2 separate regions of the Homo sapiens genome follow, and region 2 is linked to region 1. Evidence: chromatin contacts called from ENCODE Hi-C or POLR2A ChIA-PET data. All regions are on one chromosome and are shown on one strand. The core of a region is the stretch at or near the end of the contact, and the rest is flanking DNA. Distances in the headings are between cores, read along the strand shown.

The links. A loop is a pair of places that touch in the nucleus more often than their neighbours do. ChIA-PET counts read pairs that join two places held with the same protein, here RNA polymerase II (POLR2A).
Region 2: a map of PC-9 shows a loop between it and region 1 (5-fold over the local background). The contact joins the promoter of GKN1 here to the enhancer-like site in region 1. A Hi-C loop is called at or near these places in 1 of 168 maps with a recorded cell type or tissue (PC-9). POLR2A ChIA-PET finds 5 or more read pairs at or near these places in 1 of 52 experiments (BJ).

What each region holds. Positions count from the first base shown.
Region 1 is chr2:69,160,354-69,165,747 of GRCh38, reverse strand. All of the region lies in intron 13 of ANTXR1 (ANTXR cell adhesion molecule 1), which reads right to left. Among named protein-coding and RNA genes, the nearest start is that of MIR3126, 59 kb to the right of the region's middle. Within about 2 kb of position 2,572, at least 6 of the 41 ENCODE cell types and tissues checked have a DNase peak (open chromatin) inside an H3K27ac peak, as active enhancers do; they include PC-9, where a contact is called at or near this core.
Region 2 is chr2:68,971,928-68,977,321 of GRCh38, reverse strand. GKN1 (gastrokine 1) reads right to left here and starts at 2,686. Exons shown (of 6, transcript NM_019617.4): 1 at 2,633-2,686. The coding sequence starts at 2,644. RefSeq lists a silencer at 4,964-5,196.

The DNA of each region.
Region 1 (5,394 bases), core at 1,323-3,822:
TGCTGTCATTCTAGTTCTCAACATGGGCACCTTTCCCACCTACCAGATGACGGCTGCACAGGCTCACTAGACGTTCCGTTTGAAGCCGCGAGTCAGGCCCACATGCTGCTTTAGCAGCAAAAGAATGCCAGGCCTAGTGATTCCTTGTGGTCCCCTGTTTTGCCTCTGTCACCTTGTTGAGAAATCCTCCACCACAACTTCACATCTCCCCTCCTCATCTTTCTTGTCTCCTCACTCTGTGACTGGGACTGGTTAATAGGATAAGCTGTATAGACAGGCTCATTGTTGACAAATGCTCATCTCATGGCATGAGAAATGGAACAAAACAGGGGACTCGTTTTTGGCCCCTTTCTTCTTAAGTTGTATTTTTGTGTCTCCGTGTCCTTTTTGCATGAGCTGAATGCAGGGCACTTCCTGCAAGTCCTCTCTGCCGAAGGGCTGGTCTCTTGCTGCAAAGGAGACACTTCCTTGACACACAGGCATCTCTGCTGTTTAGACAAAGTCCAAGAGAGCTGCTTCAGATAACTCCTTTATTAACGAAATGAAGCATTTGTCCTCTAATTTTAATTAGCTCAGTGGTTTCAAACTTTATTGAGTATCAGAATCACCTGGAGGGCTTCTTAAAACACAGCTTTCTGGGGTACACCCCTGAGTTCCTCATTAGTGGGTTTGGGGAGGGGCACTTGCATTTCTGACAAAGTACCTGCTGGTCTAGGGACCACACTTTGAGAACTGTGAATTAGCTTATTTCCTGGAGCCCCATACCTCTGTCAGATATGCAGGGGCTATGTTTAGCTTCAAGTCAGACATTCCCATGAGTGTTCTGTTGAGACTTGCTTATAGCTGATTAGAAAGACCAGCTTTGAAGCTGTTTCATTCTAAAAATTTTGGTGTCCCCGCTCCATTGTCAGGAACTCTGGGCTCTCCACTGCCTCCCGTCCTGTGTTGGGGAAGACATAGAACTATTTCTGGAGTAAATTTTCAGCTCTGCATGCAGGTACTCCTTGGCTTCCACTGATGTGAATTTGTGGTCATCTGCATACAAGGCTGGCACGGCCTGGATTTCTAGATCCAGCCCTGAAACAATCCCAGCCAGATGGCTCCCTGGGAATTAGGGACATGGATCTTATCTCTCTCTGTCTGCACTGTTAGCAACAAACTCACTGAACTGTGTTTATTCCTCTGTCTTCCGCACTGGACTGTAAGCTCTTGAAGACATGGGCATACTTATCTCCTGACACACAGCTTAGTGTTTGTTACTCGGCCACTATTTCTGGAATAAATGAGTGTGTGTTCCTGAAAAGGGAGGGATAAAGGAAGCATTTCTGATTATAATAAACTTCCTTGCCTCTCAAATAAGCACTTAATACATGTTACAAGATTCAATTCTGGTCTCTTAACCCTCCATATAAATGTTTCTTCAGTAGTTAAGATGCTGAAAGTCCCAACTGCCAAGAGTGGGCTGTGATGCTTGGATGCATTGCGTCATGGGAATCTAATCAGAGTCACGGGTTGGCCTTACGGTTAATTGTGCCATCTTATTAGATACCACCTATACCCCCTTTCATCCCCTAACCCAGGCTTCCATGTAAATTCACTTGCCCTGTGATTATAGACTCCATTTTCCAGTTTTGTATCCGAAATTCATTTCTAAGAAGACTTTCTGAAAATTTGAAAACTACACGCACAGTCTGTTTTGTTCCAACACAGATATGTAACTTGTGACTGTTCATATGTGGTAGTTAAACAGGGCATTAAAATCACTAAACTGCAAAACTGTGCCAGCTCAAAATATGATTTTTGCAAGGTAAAGGAGAAGGTAATGTACATTTTTCGTCTTTTGTTCTTCATAGTCAACTTCATATAACATTAACCATTACACATTTAAAAGTGTGAGGTGACAGTATTCGGCGCCACTGAGTAACATCAGGTGAATGTGAAAATGCTGCCCAGCCACCAGTAGTGACCTGGGGAGGAATATGCAGAAACCAGGCATACCTCATTTGCTTTCTCACTTAGGTGTGTCCTTGTGCAAGTCCAGCATGTATGGCGCTCCTGAATGCGTGTTCTTTTCCTCATTAAAAACCTTTTACATAGCACTGTCAATAGGAGCGTGTGTCCTGGTTCGAAAAATGCAGGGGTTGAATGAGGGAGGAAAGCCTTCAGCCTGTGCAGGAGATGTTTGTAAAGATATAAGAGAAGATGAGATACTGTGAGAGCAATGGGCATAAAGAAACCCAAATGAGCTTCCTCAGAGACCATGCTGAAAAACCAAAGAAAGGAGAATGGAACTCACAGGAGCCACCAGTTGCCTTAGAGGGGATTAGAGGCATGTGTGATGGAGTGAAGAAAAGGAGGTAATGCCGAGAGCAGCAGAATAGTACTTTCATGGTTTTCAGTCTTATTTGGAACCACGCAAATTGCTTTTTTTTTTACATGAAAAGAGGAACCTGGCAACACAACAAAAGCTGAAATTCTATTTTAAGCCAGTGCAGAAGGAATAACAAGACGCTGAGTCATAGCCATCTCCCCTTGTGTTGTGACACTTTGCCCTAAGAATGTCCTTCCTTCCGTCTTGTTTCTGTAGCTCAAAGCCACGGTGCTGCATCAGACTCACGTCAACTAAGAAACTTCACCTGTTTATTTAAAAAAAATCAAGGTAAAGAGCCATATTTACTGAAGTATGTTTTATTAAGAATTTAAGGTGTTTAAAACGGTGGCATTTTTATTGAGTTTATTATTTTTTAGCGTTAGGTTGGCACAAAAGTAATTGCAGTTTTGTCATTCCTTTCAATGGCAAAAACCGCAATTACTTTTGCGCCAACCTAATATATTATTTTGTAAGATCGCACAGTTTTGAATGTTCTGCTCTGAACCCATTTCCCCCATTAGTCCTATTATTTTCATGGGCCAAAATTCCATAATGCAGTCATATCTTCAGGAACACATTTCATGTTACAGGAGAAATGGTGATACACAGAGAATTTTCAGTGTATCTGCTATTTAACAATTATTGTTAACTTTGGACAGAGCAAAGGGAATAGTGCTGACAGGGACTGACTTCCTCATCCTTTCTCTGGTCTTTTGTGCTTTCCATGTGTATCATAAAATCCCAAGGGCCCAAGTAATAAATAATATTCCTTGGGTTTTTGGTAATTTGGGATTGTGAGCTCATGTGTAGTAGGCATTTACCTATGGAAATTCTATGAGGCCTGGGTTGAGGGACGAACCTGCCAGAGGTTTCAGGTTTCCTCTTGCAGATCCCTAAGCATTTCCAAACTTTTTCTCAGCTTCCAATTTACAAAACCTCAAGTAGTGTAAGTTTGAACTCTAGACCTCTCAGAGGTTATGAATTCTTAGGGACACAAACATACACACCCACATCAAACCCATAGCCCATCTTTCACTCAAGGCTTTAGGCAGCTTTAGGCAGAAGACTCAATTTCAACTCCCAAACTTTTATGGGCCCATGAAAGGCTATTAAGCCAAACATCTAGGTTACTGAGATAAGAAAATCTCAGGCAGGAAGCCACTGCTTTAGGGTCAGATGACCATCTGATTTCCAGATCCTGCTTTATTTGGGCCCTGGAAACATCTCCTATTTTCTCATGAGCCTGGCTATGCATTTAAGGCAACTTCTATTCTATTTTTTCCAGGAATTTTTGTTTTTCTTTTGCTGTGGAGTCTGCTGCATTGTCAGTCAATAGTAATGGATTTTTTTTTTTCCACAAATGATGACTTCCTGCACGCTCAGAGGTTAGCTCAAATAAATGTGCCTGTATTTAGATGACAAAGGTCTTTTTTGAAGCCTTTGATTTAAAGCACTGTATGTCCTGGGGGACTTCTGGGTTGATCTCTTAAAGCCGGCTCAACTGCTGCCCCCCTGGCCTTTTAAATTCTGCATGAGAAGCCACCAGAACAGAGTTATGTATAGAAGAAATGCCAATCCAGATCTGAAAAGCCATCTAATAAGGGCTTTAATGTCACAGCTAGAAGGAGATGCTTGCTCTGACCCTTTTTACATTCTAGCCTTCCATTCTGGCTCCCAAACCTTGTAAGTATTCTTTTAATTGAAGTCAAGAAATCAAGGGAAAGTAGGCAACTTGATATGGAAAACATCCAGGAGAGATGAGATGCTAGTTGATGGAGGATAAAGGAATCTTTCCACTGTATAGACAGCATCAATTGAATAGAGACCTCATGACTGATTGGGGTGGGTTAATGCTGGCCAAGGACTGCCTGAATCCAGTAATTTTACACTGTAAAAGTTTAGCAAAGGATGGTACCAAGGGTGTTAATTTGGAATGTGGTACCAGAAATTTTCAAAGAAATGAGGTCAACTTTTTTTCCCTCCAATTTGGAACTCAGATTTCAAATGATTTTTGGTCTCTCATCTCATCTCCCTTAAGACTGAGACTATTTAAAAGGCCCAATTCATCACTGTCTAAAGTGAGAGTTGCAGCAGGAGCTTTACCATTAGTCCACAGGGCCTAAGGGACTCACATGGTAATGTGAGAGAATGGCTGTGCATGGTCTCCATCAGATGGTATGCCAGTGTCACTGCAAAAGTCTGTGAAGTGAAACAGCAAAATAAATCCATGATTTCAGATTCCCTGAGGCTTGAAGGAGCAGCCTCTGGCCTCTGCCTGGGTTACGGGAAAGCCGATTTTTAGACACTAGTAGTGTCAGTGGGATCTGAGCAGGGCACAGAAGGAACAAGGGTGAGTTGATGATGTTCACAAGATGTTCAAGCTTGTTGATATTGATACAGCCTCCAGGGAGGGCACAAAAGAGGCTGCATCTTAGGATCCAGGAACCTGCTCTTTTAGCTGCTTCAGCGTTCTCTAGGACTGTGTTTCCCAAATAGTATTTGGCAGAATACTGGTGTCCTTCCAGATGTCAGTATGTTAATAAGTGTTTGGGAGAGTACAGGTAGTGACAGGCCAAGGAAGAGTTCTAGGGTCAAAATAAATTTGAAGAGTCACATGCAAATTATCCTATTAATGACTCTGAGAAGTCCTGCAGTAAAGGCAGTGATTCAACTTAGTTTAAGGATGTCTTTAAAACTCACTGTCTAAATACCTCTTGTTCTGAAGTGCCCCTATTCATACTTGCAGGGTATGATTGCCCTGACATAGTTTGGAAATGCTGCCCCTGAGTACTTGTATCATATAAAAACTCCTCAGATGGTTTCAGTATGCAACCAGGTTTGAAAACCACAGACCAGGGAATCTTGAAAGGGAGAAGCAGATTCACTCAAAGAAGGTACGAATATGAGGAAGCAGCCTTAGAGACAATATGGTTCCAATTTTCTAGTTTTTCACACGGGGGAAATTAAGGTTAAAGGATTGGACTAATCCTTTAACCAGAAGAGGAAGATGCGGCATTGAAACC
Region 2 (5,394 bases), core at 1,437-3,936, 190 kb after region 1:
TAATGTGAAATTGCTGATTAATTATAAGTAATTATATTAATGTGATATATAGTTTTAGAATTTTTAGTGTAGGCCTTATGAAACGCTGGAAAAATTGATGAAGAAGGGAAGTTGAGAGCCAGGAAAGCTGCTTTCATCTCATTGCCATCCAGTACTGAGGAAGAAAATGTAATTTTCAAGTAGTGATAAATCAAATTATTGAATCAAATCCCTTTTAAAGTAAAACCCAGAATGTACCATCTTGTTTCTCTTCAGTTTAATAAGTGGTATCATAAAGATGACTTTGCTAAGATAATACTTCTGGAAATGTCAGAATAGAGTTTAAAAATTTTTAAGATTGGTCAAAATATTAACTTTATAATAAAACATATACTTGGCAAATGAATTTCCTATAAATTATCATTGGTCAGAATGCTGTTTTGTTGAATTATATTATGTAATATAAACCATAGGTGTTATTAGAAAGTAGAGAACTGCCTTTCTTATTTAGAGCTTTCAAGGACTTGCTATAAATGATTATTTTTAAAATGCTTTATAAATCTTCATGATTTTTCTATTTTGGATAAACTCAGCTATAGTTAATGACAGCATCCTACCTTGAGTAGATATTTGGATTATTTAAATCTAGTAAAAGAAGAAAGTTATACTTCTTCGAGTATTAAGAGATAGGAGTAAAGATTCACTTTTAAGTTATTGAAAATATGTGTATCCTCCTAAATATTAACAAAAATGATTTGGGATAACTGACATGGCTTGGTTATTCAGCTTAAATTTGTACTGTGGCTTATGTTACACAGGTTGTTGATGCTCACCTCTCACTCACTTGTTTCTAATTGTTTTATAAGGTTTAAAATTCTCTCTTTAGAGAAATTCAGAAAATTCACCTGGCACATATTTTGACCTCCTAGGTAACATATTTGTACCAGTATTGAATTTTGGTCAGTGCCCCAATATAAGAAAGTTACTGTTTTAAAATAAAGCAAACTATCTTATTTTCCTTGGAAAAAAAAAGAAGTTTTACAATAAATAGCATAGTATAAATGAATACTATGGTTTGAGATGGCTATAAGTGCTAAAAATCACATCTGAAAATGATTTCAGTTAATTTTCCTATTTAACATGGGATGTTTTCTTCCTAATAGAAATAATCTTTTTATTAAAAAAAACTTTCCAAAGCAATGGATTAGTAGGCAGTTTGGATGCCAATGATGAGAAAGCAAGTATAGAGTGTCTCGCTGGCAAGAGTGATCAGCAGAGGCGATGTCACTAGCAGTGTCCCAGGATACTTGGTTTAATTATTTATCACAGGGTCCCTGACATTGGTTTTCAGAGCACAGAGCTTTATGCAGGGTGCCTCATTCTGGGTACCTAGTCTCATTTCCTTTGCCTGGGACAAAATAGTTTTGAGAACTGCTCTAGAGATTCAAGGTAACTTTTGAAAAAAAATTAAATTTTTCTCCCAATAGCTTAAAAAGGAGTTAAAAATTAGTCTCCTAAAAAGTCAGAGGTAGAAGAAATTTTAGAGAACACCTAGTACAATGCAATCATTTTACAGATAAGGTAACTGAGCTTCAGGGGTTAAGTGAGTTGGCCAAACTTATACCTCTTGTTCACAGCAGAACTAGGAGAGAAATCAAATCTAACCTGTGTCTGGAGCTCCCTCTGACCCTTTTAAACTTTGCTGCTATTAAGAGGACCTAGTTCTAGGTAGTCATTTTACATTTGCAGCCCCATTATAAAGTAGAGTCTGCCGTAACGTTTTCCAGTGTGTAGTATGTTGAAACATGAAAATAGTCATCTGATTCTAGCCCCTTTGCATCGTGTTGTGAGAAACCCGGCACTACTAGTTACTTTGGCAGGGTTTCTCGGTCCACCTCCTCCTAGACTCTCAGGCTTCTGTCTGGAACCACAGGAGAGATGCTGTGGTAGCTTCATGTTTCAGATGCTTTCTTAAATAAATGGCCATGCTAGAGCCCAAGGCAAATCTTTCTTTCTTGGAGACCCATTTTACTGTAACAAATGTGACAAGAAGTCTATCTCAGCCACTTATTTTGATAATAAGCTTTTCATCTTTCCTGAACATGCTCAGGAATTTTGGTAAATAAAAGGAGGAATTCAAGAATGAGGGATGATCGGCACTTTCTAGGGCTTAGGAACTGCTTACCCTGCATGGAGACCGGAATCAGGTGATGCGGAAAGTCATTTTGTTAAAAATAGGTCAGTGTGAGGTGCTCAGACAGCTGTCTAATCTCAGCACAATTATCCTTCTCTATAGAGATGCTTATAAATGCCATGATTATATAAATAGAAAAAAGATTTTTTTTCATTATTTCTTCTTCTAAAAAAAAGGGATACATGTGCAGAACGTGCAGGTTTGTTACATAGGTATATGTGTGCCATGGTGGTTTGCTGCCCCTATTGACCTGTCCTCTAAGTTCCCTCCCCTCACTCTCCACCCCCCAACAGGACCTAGTGTGTGTTGTTCCCCTCTCTGTGTCCATGTGTTTGAAGAGAGAATTTTTTTAAAACAAATTTTCCATGATGGGGCCATAAGAAGCAGACCTCCTAAATCTCAGAATATTGACAGTCTCCAATCATTTGGTGGTAAATTCAAAAGGAAAAATCTACTCACTGTGAACTTCATCTTGTCTTCACGAAAGCAGTGGACAGAGGAGTAGGCAAGCATGGACCTGAATGAGAAGCCTTCTCATATTTGTACTTAACCAGGTTGACTCAAACTAGGTGTTATCAGGTGGGGTCAAAGACTTACCTTCCTCAATTTCTCCTATCTGTGCCATGAGCCAGTGTACCAGGAAACCTTTCAGAATATCTGCATGCTTAGCAAGGAACTTTCACATGGAGTTGACCTGACTCATCACTTGTTGAAGCTGAAGGTATCACAACAAACTCAATATGATTTATGATAACTTCTCACCCAGTCAAAGCTGTGGGCGTGAGTATTTTACACGCTAACATTGCTCAGATTCAGAAAAAGAATAATCCCTAAAATCAAACAAAATCACAGCTGAAAAGCCACGTGTATACTAGGCCTTCCAGATAGCAGCTCCTATAGGAATGTAGGAATGGTTTCCACTTCTTAACTTTTATCTGAGCCCATGGCAATGGTTTTGCTTAGACTAAACATGTTTTGTGAGCAACTCCCACCAAACCTACCCCTTTTCTGCAATGTTGAGCTCACTTAATGATAGCACCATATATCTGGTACAGCCCTTTCTTCTCAGTCTGACATCTACTTAGTTACTGTCATTTTATCTCTGAAATGCCTCTCAACTCTGACCTTGCCCACAGCTCCCCTCACCTGGACTTTCACAACAGTCATGCAATTGATCACTCTGGTCACCAGTTTCTTATATTCCAATGCATTTTCTTCATTAACCCTGAGGTTGTCTTTCTGAAGTGCATAGATAGACATGACTCTATCACGCTTGGAAATTTCGCTGGCAGCCTACAGAAAATTCAAAGTCATTGGAATGGCATCCAGGGTCCTATGTAATAAGATTTCCAAAGGCTTCCCGTCTGCCACTTTATGCTATGTACCTACATTCTAGCTCCACCAGCGTTCCCACCATTCCTGGAAAAGTCAAGATGTGTATGTCTCCATGCCTTTGTACATGCTGTTGTTTTATCTTGGAGGGCCACCCGCTAGCCTCTCGCTTGGTAGACTCCTGTTCATTGTTCAAGGCTCAGCTCAAATATCACTGCCTCCATCACATCTCCCCCATCTGATAGATAGAACTTTCCTAGTGTTTGTTTTTTCCTTCTGGGAACTATAAAAGCAATATCTTTTTATTTGCTTCTAGATAATTTAGTTTTCAGAAGTTACATTAAAATAATAAAAAATATTTTCATCAAAAGCAGAGAGTAGAAACTATCAATTGGGCAGACAAGTAAAAGCTCAAAACAGGTTTGGAGGTGAGTTGGTTTTAATTTTTTTCCTGCTTTTTCCTATACAGTGAAGCTAGTAAATTAAATTTGCCAAGGAGGAAAACTGTATTTCATTAACTACCAATCTATAAATTTTCCCTTTGGAAACTTCGTGCCCACAATTTTCCTCCTGTGCATGGATTGAAACCATAAGATGGGATCACATGGTTATAAAGCTTGATTCGCTATCAACATCTCTTCAAAACTGTTGGTAGGAGTGGATTAGAACAGCTGCAGTATTACTGGATATTTTTTAATGTGTCCACTGATTTCTTTCAAACTCACTCTTTATCCACAGAAGGTAATAAGCCTGGAGTAAGGGGCAGACATGTGTGAAGAGGCCTTCATCTGCTTTAGGAAACTTCATGTCACTGAGAAGTCAATGAGTGGGTAGCATGGTCTCTACGTTTAAACTCAGCCACCAGTAGTCATCTTGGTACACAGGTGCAGTGCCCAGCACACATTTTGCATGTCATACCAAGGACAAGGGCCTGAAGTTCTGCAGTGGACCTGTGAAATGCTGGTCTGGAAGATGTTCCATGACAGACAGACAGACAGATAGATAGATAGATAGATAGATAGATAGATAGATAGATACATACATACATACATACATACATACATACACACGTATACACACATAGATACACACACATACATAGATACATAGGTAGAGTTCCGGGTCCAATAATCCCCCCTTTAGAGACTGACAATTCACATTCACACATCAAATGGGCTAAGAAATTTATAGGGGAAAAATCTCTGTTTCATCCAGGTTCTTCTCATCTTAGTTGACTACAGAACCTGATCGTTTTCCCTTTTTCTTTTATTTATTTGTCCTAACATCTCATAACAACTCTGGGGACCCCTGCCTTAGTGAAAAAATTGTGCCACCTCTGAGGATGCACCCTGGATTTGAAAACCCATTTGGGGAGCTACTGGATGAAGCTGGGAGCCAGGAGACCTAGATTCTATTTTCCCATCTTTCAATGAGTCATTTATTTTTTTGGTTTAGGCCTTAGGTTTCTTGTGGGTAAAAGAGAAGAAATTCCTCCTTTATACAATATTTGTTACTTCAATGGCTCTACAACCAGAAAAACTTCTTTTTCTGTACTTTGTGTGGTGTGGGAGGTTGGGGGAGAGGGAGTGTGGGGGTCAAGGTGGGGGTCAACCCTCACCTCAATCCTGGTCTCATCCAAGGCCAAAAGTCCTAATGAAGCATGAGCAAGACTTTTGCCCTGAGAACTGTGTTTTATGTTTCATTCTTCCCTTGAAGAAGAATGTCTTCCCAGGAAGACAGAACATACCAATGTTTTTGGTCACCTCCATAGAATCTAAAATATGCAGACACATATATGGTGCTCAGTAGGCCCCTTGTAAAAATTTTACTTGCGTAAAGGAGATGTTAAGCTACAGGATAAAAAGTGCGTTATATTTAGTCATTTCTGG